Linked DNA regions of Homo sapiens: region 1 is linked to region 2. Evidence: read pairs that join two places in POLR2A ChIA-PET (ENCODE). Cell type or tissue: OCI-LY7. All regions are shown on one strand.

Region 1 (2,500 bases), 240 kb after region 2:
GGCTAGAATGTTCACATGAATCGCCTGGGAACCTTGTTAAAATGCACATTCTGATTTGGGAAGTGGGGACTGAGATTCTGCATTTCTTACAGCTCCCCTGTGAGGTTGAGGCTGCTGGTTCTCACGCTAGCCACACTCTGAGCACCATATTGCATTTCTAAACTCACTCAAACCACTTTGTCACAAGGCACTCTGCAGAGAGGCCCTGGGCTACATAAACCTCTTTCTTCCACCATTCTCTCCCCACCTTCACCCCATCCCCTGTTCCCAAACTCACCCGAATAATATCAGCACCATCTGTTTGGGAACCACTCACCAACATACTATAGATTCTGCTGACAAATCACAGTTGAAGAAATTGTCCATTGTGCCCTCCAGTGACTTTTTTTTTTTTTTTTTTTTTTTTTTTTGACAGAGTCTTGCTCTGTTTCCCAGGCTGGAGTGCAGTGGCACGATCTTGGCTCACTGCAACCTCTGCTTCCCGGGTTCAAGCGATTCTCCTACCTCAGCCTCCCAAGTAGCTGGGATTACAGGTGTGCGCCGCCACACCTGGCTAATTTTTTCTGTTTTCGGTAGAGTCAGGGTTTCATCATATTGGCCAGGCTTGTCTCGAACTCCTGACCTCAAGTGATCCACCCACATCAGCCTCCTAAAGTGCTAGGATTACAGGCATGAGCCACTGCACCCAGCCCCAGTGACCTTTTTATGAGGAGCCACAGAACAAATTCTCTTTTGAATTTATACTCAAAAAATATTTGTTTCTGTCAACAGACAATTTGTTGTGCTTCCTGGGATCTTATGGTGATGTTGTACAAGTTTCCATTTTTATCTTGGCTACTAGGAAGCTCAGAGATAAATCTAGTACTCAATGGTAGTAGCAGTCCCACCCTGGGCTTCTGGTTCAATAATCTTTCCCTTCTATATGGTGTAGAGTAACCCTTTTTGAGTCTTGCAGTGCTCTGTGTATGGTTTAATATTATAAGCTCCTTCAAATCCTTTTTGGAAGTCGGTTCTTCTTTGGAGTATTCTTGACTTTCCCCCAATCTTTATCTATTCAGATCCTCCCTGTTCTTCAAAACCCAACTCATTATCTTGCTGCTCAATTATTATTGTAAACAGGTTGCTTTTTATACGAACTTACTAACATACACGTAGGCACATAAATTCATTTTAGAAGAGTGGTTTGATGTACATGTTTGCAGTTTGCATTTTTCACCCAATAAGTATTTTAGCAATCTTTGCATGGCCCCTCCTATGTTTACCACTCCCTAGTAGCTTATTTTTCTTTCATTCTTAAAACTGTGGTAAAATATGCATAACAAATTTTCCATCCTAATCATTTGCAAGTGTACACTTCAGTGGTATTCAATCCATTCAGCATGTTGTGCAACCCTCACCACCATCCATCTCCATAACTCATTTCATCTGAAACTCTACACCCATTGAACACCACTAACTCCTCACTTCCCCTTCCCCCAGCCCCTGGCAACCACCATTCTACTTTTTGTATCTCCTAATAGCTTCTTAGTATGTGGCTTCGGAATGTAATTGTGTGTCCAGTCTCCCCTTCTCAACTCGGTCATAGAGCAGGAATGTCCTGATGCTTTTACTTTTTTTTTTTTTTTTTTTTTGCCCCGTCTTATGGTGCTCAGACACTTTTACTTCCTACTACATAAAGTATGGCACGCCAGGCATGCAGCCATTCACTCACTGTGCATGACACTCCTACTGTGTGCCAGGAGACACTGGGCTAAGCACTGAGGAACGCAGGTGTGAGCACCAGCCTTTCCTGTGCTGCAGTGATGGGAGCATTCTGTCTCTGCATGTTTGCATATGGTGGCTCTGAGCCACAGACGGCTGTTGAGCACAGATGGAGTCATAGCTGAGATGTGCTCTAACAGTAAAATCCACACTGAGATGTGAAGGCTTAGTACAAAAAAAAATGTAAAGTATCTCATTCATAATTTTTATATTTATTATATGTTAATAATTTTGATATATTGGGTAAAATAAATACATCTTAAAATTAATTCACTTGTTTCTTTTTACTTTAAGAAACCTGGATGTAAAAATTTTTTTAAAAATGAAAAATAGGCCAGGCGCAGTGGCTCACACCTGAAATCCCAGTACTTTGGGAGGCCAAGGAGGACGGATCACCTGAGGTTGGGAGTTCAAGACCAGCCTGACCAACGTGGTGAAACCCTGTCTCTACTAAAAAATACAAAAATTAGCCAGGCGTAGTGGCACATGCCTGTAATCCCAGCTACTCAGGAGGCTGAGACAGGAGAATCACTTGAACCCTGGAGGCAGAGGTTGCGGTGAGTGGAGATGGCACCACCGTACTCCAGCCTGGGCAACAAGAGCAAAACTCCATCTCAAAAAAATAAATAAGTAAATGAAAATTAAAAAAAAATAAAAACTAAAAATAAATTTAAAAGGAAAATAAAAATAAAGTAAAATGAAAATAATTTTTTTTTAAAAAAGGAAAAAATAAAATAAA
Region 2 (2,500 bases):
ACATTCATAAAACAATTCCTAACTAAATAGGTCATTTTAAGCCATGAAAAGTGTTTGAGAAAATACACGAGAGTAATGCGGAATCGCACTGGGTGAAATTGAAGTCAGCACGGGTCTGAAGCAGGCAGGGAGATGCTGTTGCCGCCTCTAACACCTGTCCCAGTTTTGCTCTGTGCCCGACACTGTCTGAGTGAGGGTGCCATCTTCCCAACAGTCCCCTGGGTTAGGTGTGTTAATATCACTGCCACTGACAGAGGAGGACACAAACAGGGTGAGGAGGTGGGTTTCAGTGGGGCCAGAGTGGATGCAGGGAATTTAGAGGCTGATGGAGTAAGTAAGCCAGGAGAGAGATGCCAGGGGCTTGAGCCAGAGTGGCAGTGGGAGAGGGGAGGGAAAGGGGCCAGATGGAGGATACATTTTGGAAATAGAGCCAATCTGATGTGCTGAGGGTTTGCATGTGTGAGGGTTAGGAAAAGAAAGGATCAAGGGTGAGTCCTGAGTTACTGGACAGATGGTGGCCCCTTCACTGAGCTGGGGGCAGTTGGTGCCTGCATGATGACATTGGAAGACTGCCTTTCCCTAGTGAAGGCTAATTTCTTTGGGGCAGAATAGGGTCCCCCAATTAAAATGCAGTGCTCTGGGAAGAAGCTCAGTCGTGAGCCTCTGTATCCTAAAATGTGTTTTTTTCAGGATAATAATACGTTTTTTGTCAAAAAAAGTGTTTCACGGTCAAGTAGGTTGAGTGCACCCCAGCCCACAGGCCATGTCCTGGGTCTCTTGGCTGCAGGGCTTCTGAGGGCCTCCTGTGTGTAGATGGAGAATCTCTGAAAGGAAATTTGAGTCTGCTTCATTTCCCCAAATGCTTGTACCCTGGGACCCTTCTTTTCTTTCCTGTTTTGTGGGACACCAGGCCAAACTATTAAAATCATTAGTATCTGCTCTGAGTGAATCTATCAGTTTTAAGAGTGCCTTCAGAAAGCGTCTCCTTAGGGGACTTGAGTCAAATGCCCACAGAGCCCAGACAAATAACAAATACATGTTGAATGGGAGGGATCAGGGGGTGGTGGCGACCATGGGAGAGTTGGAGGACATTTGTCTCATCTCAGGCTGTTAGTGGCAACTTGTTCCAAGGCATATGGCCCATGTGGCCAGGGCTTCCGGTGTTTCAGGAGCTGCTGGAATTCAGGGTTTTTGTGCAGAATCTCCTGCCTTTGAACCATTGTTAACTTAAAAATGTTTATACCCTGCAACCTCAGATTAGTCCTGTGTCCTTGTGTGATAGGAAGAGGAAACAGAGGCCCAGAGTGGAGAGGAACTGGGCTTACAGTAACGTCATCCATGTGTTAACTTGGCTGAGCCCCTACTGGGTGCCTTTGTTAGACCCTGAGGGTGGGACCCAGGAGGCCAGGAGAAGACAATCCCTGGCCTGGAAGAGCCAACCCTGTAGTGTTATATTCACCCCAGAGTGCAGGATCAGTGGTGGTAGCGGAACATCACAAGGCCAGTGCTGGAGTCAGTCATGCGTTCATTTCCTGGCTCCGTCGCTTACTTGCTGGGCAACTGTGGCCGAGTCACTTCTGTGTCTGAGCCTCAGCTTTCTCAGCTGCCAAATGGGAATGGATGGTAATAGTATCTCAATGTCACAGTTTCATCTCAAGATAACAGTGTGTGCCTCCTAGATCTTTGGGAAGGACTGGGGAGCTAAAGTGAGAAAGTGAGTGGACTGGGCCTGATGTTTTGTAGCTCATCATCCTCACTAACTGGGGAGACAAGAGTAGCGCATCTTCCAGTGACCCTGGAGTAGTGTGAAGCCCCGTGTTCCCAAGAGGCTTCCTGTCAGGAACTGAGCTGGCATCTTCTTTCTCTGTTCTCTGGAGCTTCATGTATCTGGTGGTGGTCCTGCACTGGCCCCCCAGCCTGGGGGCGGGGATAGCAGGCTGTCATGCCTCCTCTCCACAGGCTTCTGTTTCCCCATCCTCAGAACTGCTAGAATGTCGTGTTCTTTCATGGCCTTAGATGGAGGGAAATCTCACCTGAACCCATCACGGCAGGTCCTGTGCTTCAAGGCCTCGCATAAGCCCCTCGTGGGGGACTTGCCTCAAGATCTCTCTGTGCCCAGAGCAGGCAGGGCTGGAGGGTCTCTGGCAGCTGCCCACTCTGGCAGCTTGGGCCTCTGCCTCAAGGAGCCTGGGGTTTGCACGGGCCTGGTGGGAGAGGGAGGGTGAGCTGGTCAGAGGCCCACCCAGGCCACCCCCTTTCTCCTCAGCCAGAGAACATCCTGTGTGTCAACACCACCGGGCATTTGGTGAAGATCATTGACTTTGGCCTGGCACGGAGGTACCACCTGGGTGGGTGGGGAGGGCAAGACAAGCCTCTGAGTTGGCAGGGGACAGGGGTGGGGTGGAGGGGGCATGGGTATAGGCCAGGAGCTGTGCTCTCAGCCCTTGGTCTCACCCCCAGGTATAACCCCAACGAGAAGCTGAAGGTGAACTTTGGGACC

What was found. ChIA-PET counts read pairs that join two places held together with the same protein. Peaks named below come from ENCODE experiments on the same cell type or tissue, not always from the same donor. Only the 100,000 strongest peaks of a DNase experiment are listed, where the experiment ranks them.
Region 1: POLR2A ChIA-PET joins it to region 2 with 11 read pairs; 3 of 35 experiments call an interaction of 5 or more read pairs at or near these places.

Annotation. Positions count from the first base shown.
Region 1 is chr20:32,065,922-32,068,421 of GRCh38, forward strand. The region is part of intron 1 of HCK (HCK proto-oncogene, Src family tyrosine kinase); the gene reads left to right. Among named protein-coding and RNA genes, the nearest start is that of HCK, 15 kb to the left of the region's middle. RefSeq lists a silencer at 1,745-1,794. In OCI-LY7, no CTCF peak of the experiment used is centred here; no DNase peak of the experiment used is centred here.
Region 2 is chr20:31,828,553-31,831,052 of GRCh38, forward strand. MYLK2 (myosin light chain kinase 2) reads left to right here. Exons shown (of 13, transcript NM_033118.4): 9 at 2,267-2,337; 10 at 2,461-2,500. Among named protein-coding and RNA genes, the nearest start is that of MYLK2, 10 kb to the left of the region's middle. In OCI-LY7, no CTCF peak of the experiment used is centred here; a DNase peak (open chromatin) is centred at 1,519.